2 separate regions of the Homo sapiens genome follow, and region 2 is linked to region 1. The links are chromatin contacts, found by Hi-C in ENCODE. All regions are on one chromosome and are shown on one strand. Each heading gives the region's core, a stretch centred on a gene start or an enhancer-like site at or near the end of the contact. The rest is flanking DNA. Distances are from core to core; before and after follow the strand shown.

Evidence for each region. Hi-C counts contacts between places; a loop is a spot of excess contacts on that map. Pooled maps may share reads with other maps.
Region 2: a loop to region 1 is called in a pooled map, with 5 times the contacts of the local background. The contact joins two enhancer-like sites. A Hi-C loop is called at or near these places in 1 of 168 maps with a recorded cell type or tissue (B cell), 1 of 37 single-sample maps with no recorded cell type and 11 of 50 pooled maps.

What each region holds. Positions count from the first base shown.
Region 1 is chr10:62,430,749-62,435,401 of GRCh38, reverse strand. It overlaps a transcript of ZNF365 not described here. Among named protein-coding and RNA genes, the nearest start is that of ZNF365, 59 kb to the right of the region's middle. Within about 2 kb of position 2,086, at least 7 of the 41 ENCODE cell types and tissues checked have a DNase peak (open chromatin) inside an H3K27ac peak, as active enhancers do.
Region 2 is chr10:62,992,111-62,997,303 of GRCh38, reverse strand. No RefSeq gene overlaps it. Among named protein-coding and RNA genes, the nearest start is that of NRBF2, 140 kb to the left of the region's middle. Within about 2 kb of position 1,348, at least 2 of the 41 ENCODE cell types and tissues checked have a DNase peak (open chromatin) inside an H3K27ac peak, as active enhancers do.

The DNA of each region.
Region 1 (4,653 bases), core at 837-3,336:
ATCTCAGGCATGTGTGAGGCAAAAAATGAAACCTTCTTCTTGGGAGTATTATTCAGAAGGTTAAGTTTATCAGAAAAAAATTTACCTCCAAACGCTAGACCTGGGTGCTGGTCTTGCCATTTCCTTCGTCAGTCCTTTATCCTCCCTGGACCTCAATTATTTCACCCACCAATGCAGAGACACATGCTCATCTGTGAGTGAAGAAGATCATGTCTAAATAGTCCTTCCCAAATCTCAGCAAGTCCTATAAACTAAGATCTTTCTTAGTCTGTCATTAGCCAGTCATTCTTTAAGTTGGTTTCTCTATTTAGTTTCCAAAATACCCCTTTCCACCCTCTGAAATGGTCTTATTTATTTGTCAGATTTTATTGTCTATCTCTGCTTCTGGAATTCAAGCTCCATGCATTCAGGAACCCATCTTGTTCATTGCTGTATCCAGAGGGTCTGAAACAGTGTCTGATGCATGGGAGGATTCAAGAAGTAATGTTGAAGACATGAATAAATAAGTTTCCTCAATAAATAATACTGAATACTAAAAGAAGAAATGTATGATTGATGAGTTTTCACTCTTCTGAATGAGGTTATTCTAATGTCCCTTGTTAGCAGATGACTTTGTGAGAAGAGATTAAAACAGCTTAAGGAGGCTGCCCAGAGCTTGCACTCTGCAATGACAACACTAATTTTGTTCTGATTTCCAGTATACTTCCTTGCTTAGGGGAGAAATGTCCTATTTCACTGTCCTTCTGAGGCAGGCTTTCCTACTTCAAGTGGAGCCGGTTCCGTGCAGTCTTCCAAGTAGGTAAAGTCATTGACTGCTTTCAGTGCTTTCCCTGCTAGTCTCAGTCCCACCGACATCTAATTATATTAATATGCCAGAGAGAAAATGCAAGAAGGCTCTTCATTCTAGGATGAATGAATTGTTCAGGCCCTTCCTAAGAGGAAGTATCAATTTAGAGCAGGGACAACACACAGTCCTTGAGCACCTGAGGTTAAGTATACCCACAAACGTTTGTAAGCATTGTGATAAAGTTGCACATTAGCCCCACCAAAACCTCTCCACCCATCAGTTGATTTGTTTTTCATTTGATTGTTGTTTCTCCAATTTACAGGGAGAAAAAAAAAATAAGGTTTGCTGTGTTGAAGCACCACTGAGCAATCTTAGACCCGAAGCATATCTTACTGATTATCTAATTCAATGTTTCCCAAACTTGTCTGAACAAAAAAATCACCCAAGGTGCTGGTTAAAATATCAATTCTCAGGCCTCACCCTGCTGATTCGGATTCCGACAGGTTTGGGTGAGGCCAAGTGCATTCAGATTTTTTTAACACGTGCCCCAGGTGATCCTTATGTTCAAGCAGGTTTAGGAAACACTAACACACACATTTTCATTTACTAGCAGAAGAAACTAAGTCTGAGAAAGCCCTGAAAGTACATCTGGGTCACACAGCTCACTAAGAATCTTCAGTTCCTGGACCTGGATTCTTTCCCTTGTACCAGCCTGCCTCCACTAAATCTCCATCCCACTAAAAAACTATAAAAATACACACAAGGAAACTAAGCACCCCCAAAACGCCTTAACTTCCTCTGTATTTCCAAATGAAAATGTTAGCTGACTTATTTCAATATTTCCTTGTTGTGAAAACATTTTTTTTAACTCCAATCATAATGTGTGTTTGGCCTGGATTGGGGTCCAGGATTTAAAGGCAAGCTCTACCGATGCCATCTCAGGATGCTCTCAACCTGACTTGGAGCTCTGTGGAGTTGACCTTCTGCTTCTTAAATCCAAATCTGGATCGTCATCAAGTATCACTTGGTTTATCTGGTGAGTAAAGAATCCAGCGAGGTAGGTGTTCAGAGCCACTTTTTCATCATCAGGAACTAAAAGCAATTACTAATCTGTTTTCACTAATGCAGTCCATCTGTGCATGAGCAATTTGTGTGGTTTTCCTAAGAAGGACATCATATTCTCTGTTTTTTTAAATGCTTAATACTTGCAATCAGAGGGACAGAAATATCCAGCCAGCCCCAATTCTTATAAAACAGAGCTGAAAGCAGGTGATTCAGCTGACTTTAGATGACTCAGCCCGCCTCGATGGCCAAAGTTGGTGAGTCATTTGTCTACTGTCTGAGAGAATTCATTTCAGGAACCCAAATTTCAGGGGCCTCCAAAACTCATTAAACTGTTTAGTAACTCATTACTTCTATTGGAGTTATTGTAGCCTTTCCTTTACCTCAGTTTTTATTCCTGTTCAAACAAATCCAAATCAAACTTCATATCAAGCAGTAGGTTCTACAAGGAACAGTCCATGATCTAGGATGAATTTGAAGTTCCTTTTGGTTTGATTTCCCTGATAATCTGAGTTTTTAGGGAAAACCCAAAGTGTGGAGTGGTTTTGCTGTGGACAAATCCTTAAGTTTGTTAAATCTCATGATAAATGAAAAGTGAGAGGAGTTAATGCCTAATTTGGGTTTACTGGGAAAGATCTCCATGTACATTTTAGGGCTTTCAAGAGAATATTCTGGGGACTGAAACTTTTTCATATTATTTGAGATAAAGAAGTGGTCTTCTTCCTGATTTTCATCAATCTTACTGATATATTTGGAAATCTTTTAGGGCCTGATACTTATCCTAATTGGCTCTTGCAAAATTGCCCGTCTTCTGTCATTATAATAATGGTAATAGTTGCTATCATTTGTTGTGCATTTACATTTTACCCAACATCAGGCTAAACTGAAAATATGGAGGTATTAATATACTCACAATGGTCTTAAAAGGCAGTGGTCTTTTAAAAGATTTCAAGGTATTAATTGTTTAAGTAAGGGGCTTAGAAAAAGAACCCAGGAAATGTCAATGGTCAATCCATCTGTGCTAGGTTTGTAAATACTAAGGTACCCATTTCAGTGAAATTCTTCCTGGAAATCAGACTCCAAGACAGAAAAACAGAAGTCCCTCAAACTATAGGAGCAGCCCTGACCTGCTGTCATTCCTAAGGTTGCTTCCTGCTATGGAAGATTGAATTCAGGGTTGAATTAACAAAGTATTGGCTCAAATTACTTCTGAAGCACATGAGTAAAATGTCTGGGACCAAATGATGGAGACAATATGGGAAACAAGAAACTGCTCTCCTAAAAACTGCTCTCCTAAAATATCTTATTTGCCCCTCAGCTCCCAGCAATGCTAATCCGGACAAAGGCTGGACCCCTCACCTCCAGAGCCCATGTTCACAGGGCCACGGCTTGCAGGTTTAACCTGCATCCACTCATGAACAATACTGCTGGAAGTCTCAAGTGGCAGACAAATCACAGTAAACCAGACTAAAAAATAGCTTAAACATCTTCCAACACTTTATTTTTACAGATGTGAAAGCTGGGATCCCAAAAAGTGATTTGCCCATGCTCACAGTATGTTTTTGTGACCAACTGTAAGTTACCTCAGGTCTCTCATTCTTCTTTCAATACCAAACCCTGCCTTTGTCAGTTTTGGATCTCAATATCACTATTGGAGTTTCTATTTGCATTGGGTACTTTAAAAAAAAAAAGGCAAACAAACAAACAAACAAAAACCCAAATGCTATTTAAACCTCTCTACTTAAAATGGCAGACTGGAGAACTTATCAGATGGCTGTTTTTAGGAAAATCTTTCTTAAAATAATACCCATTCTTATCCTATTCTTATATCCAGAAGCTCATCCTCTGTCTTGCTTTGTCTTTGTCAACAAAAGATTATTTTGTTGTGCAAACCCTTTTGCCTAGAGGCTCATCATAAACATTCACTCCCAGAAATATACTGAGATCTGCATCGTGGCATTGGTTGGAACCATCAAAAATAGGGTAGACCCATCAGTAGGAGACTGGTCAAAAAAGATGCATTAGACTATGCATTAGACTATTAACAGCATTAGACTATTAACAGCATAGACTATGTTGCTGTTAAAAAAATAAGAGGAAAGATCTCTACTTATTGATATAAGCAAATGTTCAGGATATGATATGAAGCGAAACAAGAACAGGATGCATGTATGTAGGATGATTCTGTGTGAGTTTGTTAAGTGTTTATATTTATATACACATAACTTTGTTTCTGCATAGACAATTCTGGAAGGACCCTCAAGAGAAGTACTGTTTTTACTATTAGCATTATTATTTGATAAGAATTTCTTAAGTAGGAAGAAAGAGCAGGGGGGAGAAAGCCACTGTGTTTCTTTACTTCTAGGGCTGTTGGCCAAAATTAATAGATTTGACCTATTTGTAAAAAGAAGTTAGTCCTCCCAGGCAGGGCTGCTGGAACTACAACCAGGGAAATGTGATAGAGACAGATGGTGAAGCATTTGACTTTTACCAACTGCTTTGGTTTTCCCCTTTGGCTAAACACATTAAGAGCCATTTGAAAGGGAAACACTATAATTATACCATGCATGACAGATATAAACAGCCACAAAATGATAGTATTAGATTCTTAATCCTTATTACAACCTCCTTGAAGATCGGTGTGATGGCCACTCATTCAGGAATACACCTAAAGACACACCTTATTTGTCATATTACATCTTGTTTGTCAGGTACCTTATGTTTGGTGTTCAGCAGAAAGAAAAATAACGAAAGAAATTCCACCCAGCAAGCTATCCAGGTTAGCTAAGCATTTGCATAGGCTG
Region 2 (5,193 bases), core at 99-2,598, 560 kb before region 1:
AATATATAAACAAAGCAATTCCTTATATTCTTTCTGCAGCTACAGATCATTTACTCTGACTTTTGCAAAGCCCTTGCCCTGGCAGACAAGCCCTGGTGTTGGAATCTGCAAAGTTGATGATTAGTCGAAACAGTCTGGACTGCATCCACAGGACATCTTGTAGCACAATCAAGCGCCACTTCATCATGCCTTGTGACAGTTTTCCCGCTAAGTCTCAGTCAGGAGCAGGGAGCCAGGGAACAGCTCAGCAGCTAATTAGACAAGGCAACATACAAGGCAAGTACATGCCTTCTTCAATAGGCTGGAGTGGTGAACATGTCAAACAGATCTGTCTTGCCCTCTGTGCTTTATACCCATCACTGTACCTGGTTGAACATTAACACGTGGAAATCTGCTGATTTTTTTCCAATATCCTGGCCCATGCAGAGAAGGAACTGAAAAGGAACTGTATGTCTGAAAGGTAGTTCCATGCTTCATTATCCCTAAAGGCATCAATCTTCAACTCATTGTTAAAGAAGCATCACAAGATGTGGAAATGCAGTGTTTTGGCCTTTTAGTGTCTCTGGCTATGATTTCCTCCCTTCCTTGTGATGTTTGTTTTGAAAAAAAGTCTAAGATGTTAAAAAAAAAGAAAAGAAAAAGGTTTTCCTGTTGAGACAAAAGCCAAGAAATTGCACGTGTTTCCTTCTCTTTTGCTTCTCTGTCTCCTAAAAGATTAAGGTTAAAGAGAAAATCTGAGATTTGTGGGTGTGTTTTTCAAAAGTTTTCAAAATATAAAGGCAGATACTCCAAAAACTTTGTAAACAAATATCTGGAAATATAAAGACAATATCAAAGTATATCTAAGCATACAACAGCAGCAGCTACAACAACATAAAGATAATTATTTTACATCAGGACAAAATACATTAATTTTATATCTTTTCTTTTTTTGTTTTTTTTTTTTTTTGTTTTTTTGAGACAGGGCCTCACTCTGTTGCCTAGGTTGGAGTGCAGTGTACGATCATGGCTCACTGCAGCCTCGATCTCCTGGGATCAGGTGATTCTGCCACCTCAGCCTCTCAGGTAGCTGGGATTACAGGCATGCATCACCATGCCTGGCTAATTTTTTGTATTTTTAGTAGAGACAGAGTTTTCCCACATTGCCTGGGCTGGTCTCAAACTCATGGACTCAAGTGATTTGCTCACCGTGGCCTCCCAAAGTGCTGGGATTACAGGCATGAGCCACTGTGCCCAACCCAGAATATATTCTTGGCCACTTAAGCAATGAACCCTATACGATGTGTCATTCCCTAAAGATGTCATTATGTGTGTGGTGGTATGTGTGTTTTCATCAGAAAACCTCAAGTCAGTTACCACTAGCTGTGGTAGGAGAAGCAGAGGATGCTGAAACTTGAAGGAGACTCTCAGAGTCACCTCGTTTAATCCCTTCACAGAGGAGAAAACTGAATGCCGGAGTAGACATATTCATTGCCACTGCTCTTTCCTGGCTCAGGGCCCACTGCTCTTTCTACACCACCATGGTCTCACTCTATAGAATTTGGGGGGTAGAACCCCTTTGTCATAGGCTCAGACACTTGGGACCAAATCTACCCCAGATTTTGAGAGCTAGAAATGGTGGCTACAAGAGATCACTCCAGCCTTCTGCTTACAGTCTGTCTTTCCATTCACAATGATTTAATTGTGTATTTTTGGGTGAGATACTATCATCTTCTGATTGAGTAATTTCAGAGGAAAAAATGTATTCAGCGGTGAGTCATGATGTGCTTATGCTGATTTGTGTACCACTCCTCTGTGTAGCACAGTAGACCCTGCCAATCACAGAGCAAGGAGCAATGTGGTTACATAGGAAGCCCGGATTCAATGCTTAGTGAACATGAATACAATATAATAATAATAATAATAATAATAATAATAATAATAATAACGTGGTAGTTTGTTGTCTCTGGAGCTAAGTAGCTATTGTGATATGCCATCCAAGAATAGATTCCAAAATGTATGAGCATGACTGACAAAGGATAGTCTTCTTTTTACTCTTTTTAGCTTGGTGAATATAGTCTCCAATCAAATGATAGTATCATCAGAACAGCAGATAATGAAAACCACATTAATAATGAAAACTGGAGACTTGGATCTTAGATCCGCTTTCCTGATTAGCTAGCTATTTTTCTAGTCACCCCCAAACACTGAATCTCTTTAGGCTTCAATTCCTTCGGATATAAAAGGAGTGGACTGAAGCAGGCTTTATGTTGAAGGAAATTTCTATGCCTAATGTTGAATGATCCTGGGAGTTTAAATTTCAATATTATTGCTATGAAATATTCTTTCATTGTTTGGTTGACTTATCTTTGTATGTCTGGGATTCAACTCAATGTGGGCTAGACTCCCCACCAGGACATACTTTTTTTAAAAATAGAAGTGTACTCTAAGAAAACAAATTATAGGTTGGGCGCGGTGGCTCACGCCTGTAATCCCAGAACTTTGGGAGGCCGAGGCAGGCGGATCATGAGGTCAGGAGATCGAGACCATCCTGGCTAACATGGTGAAACCCCGTCTCTACTAAAAATAAAGAAAAATTAGCCGGGCGTGGTGGCGGGCGCCTGTAGTCCCAGCTACTCCGGAAGCTGAGGCAGGAGAAAGACGTGAACCCGGGAGGCGGAGCTTGCAGTGAGACGAGATCGCGCCACTGCACTCCAGCCTGGGCGACAGAGCGAAACTCCGTCTCAGAAAAAAAAAAAAAAAAAAAAAAAAAAAATTAGCTGAGCTTGATGGCGGGCGCCTGTAATCCCAGCTACTCGGGAGGCTAAGGCAGGAGAATCACTTGAACCCGGGAGGTGGAGGTTGCAGTAAGCCGAGATCATGCCATTGCACTCCAACCTAGGCAAGAGAGCAAGACTCCGTCTCAAAATAAATAAATAAATAAAAAATAAAAGAGAAAACAAATCAACAAATCCTAGCTTTACTGAACCTAAAGTTGTGTGCTGAATTTAGATTTAGCCAAAATGAAGGGCTGTGAGCAGAGAGTGACAGGTGAAGGCTGAGGGCTGGGGGTTGGGGGGTAGGAGAGAGATGGGAAATAAAAGCCAAGAAACCAAACTAATTACCCTCTCGGGACCTGAAAGCAGAGGTTGCACACAGGTTTTATGTTTCGGTTTTTTTGTTTGTTTTTTGGTCCACACAGTGTTCATTGGAACCATGCTGTTTAAAACAGCAAACAACAACAACAAAACCAAAATAAATTGCCAACATGGACATACCCAAATTTCTGGCTTCTCTTGAAACATCAGACAGGACCCTGGGTCCTGAATTCCAGCATGCCAGCAATCTGCTGCAGGTGTGCAGTGGCTACCACCTTTAGATGGGCTTATTGCTCTATTTTCCACAGTCCCTGCCACTCCCTACTGCCCACATTAACGCCTAGTGTCATTTGCCATTTACCACTGAATTTGGAATGTTATTTTTGTGTAGTAGAGTTAAGGTAAAAACAATCTATTTCTTACATTCAAGTCTTCATTAAAAGTGGGAAAATAAAGCTAGACTGAGTGGGATGTGTGCTTCTCACACCCAGCCTGCTATATGTGTTGATGTTATATGCTTTTCTCCTGTAAATATCTGTGTTTTCAAGCACTGTCCTAGCTTAAGCTCTGTCCCTGATTTAAGCAATAAAGAAAAAAACATCCAGCTAAACTAGGGAAGCATAAAATATAAAATATTAGCCCAAATCCTCTTCCTACCCCACTATATGTTCAATTTGATGGTAGCTCCTAAACCAATTTGAAGCAATCAGGGCTAGGACTGTGAGGTTCTTCTCTGTTTTTTAAGTAGGGGCTGGGGGAGAAAGTGCAGATAAGACACTGAGGTGGGAGCAGAGATTCTTCCTCCAGCCTCTCTGTTGTGGAAGCCAACACATCAAGCATGCCAAGGAATGCCCTTGCAGTAAATTTGCCAGAGCAGCTACTGTCTACCAGTTAGCTTGCTTTAATTATCTGTGGTTCCCAGTTTAACCTGAAAACCTCTCCAGAGAAATACTTTGGGGTTTGAGGTTTGCTGTCTCAAATTCTGGAAAACCTGGAAAGACTGTTGCAATGACCTTTATTAGTTGCTTCTCAGATTAGATCCACAGTAGCTGTTTTGGAGTGATTTTTCACTCCAGAAAGAATACCTTGATGGTAAATCTAATTAGTATTCAAGTCTTGCACTATGCTTTTGTTCTTTCTTGGCCTTTTCACTCTTACCTTTTATGTTCTTCAATTCTTTAATTAATGAGATTATGAAAATTTCAAAGAAACTATACAAATGTGGCACCATTAAATTGCTAGTATAGACTTGAAAATTGGATTATAAAATTGGGAGTAAAGACAAGTCATAGCACTTCAATTATATCCTAAGTGCAACTTAAAAATTCTATTTTATTTTCAGCTGCTCATTTATTTCCCCAAGAGAGAAAAAAAATCCAGAGATATCAGGGGAGAATTGTTAAATGACTGTAGAAATTGGCTTGTTTTCTGGGACTCTTGTAGAAACACGGAAACATAGTCTTTTTGTGTGCATACTGGTGGGAACTTGATGGAGTATTTAGGTAGGGAAAAGTCAGGCTCAAGACTCAGATAAACATCCCGATATTTCAGTACTCACCCAGTGCTTGGACAGCCCTCTTTGGTTGGGAAACAACATGAGAACAGCCTTTGTTTTTATATTCCAGTTCATTACTGGTGGGACCTTAGCCAACTAGAAAACGCTGTCAGAACAGCTTCAGAATTCAGACAAAGACTCACGTCAGTTCTTATTTTAGGCGAACTGGTTCAGCCGTTCCTCTTTCAGAGAAGTAGAGTGGGTTTCCCCTGATGAGCTTAATTGAAAGAACTTGCTTCCACTTGAAAGATGTGATAAACATCTGGCAAATGCAGGAGAGCTTGGAACTGTGTAGAAATCTTGGAAGAGACCAGGAGCCGGAGGCATAACTAACTAGATTTGGGGCTAGGGTCACCAGTTTCATGCCTGACTCCTCCATTCGCTTGACTTTGACCTCGGACGTGACTTAGTTGTGTGTTTCCCCTCTGTTGAATGGGAATGATGAGATGATGAGTCACATTTACCACTGGAACAATTCATTGTGAATAACTAAAAAGCACTTTGCAAGCAAAGCCTTCTATAGGGGCCTAATCATGCTAAAAGAGTTGGAAACATTTGGTG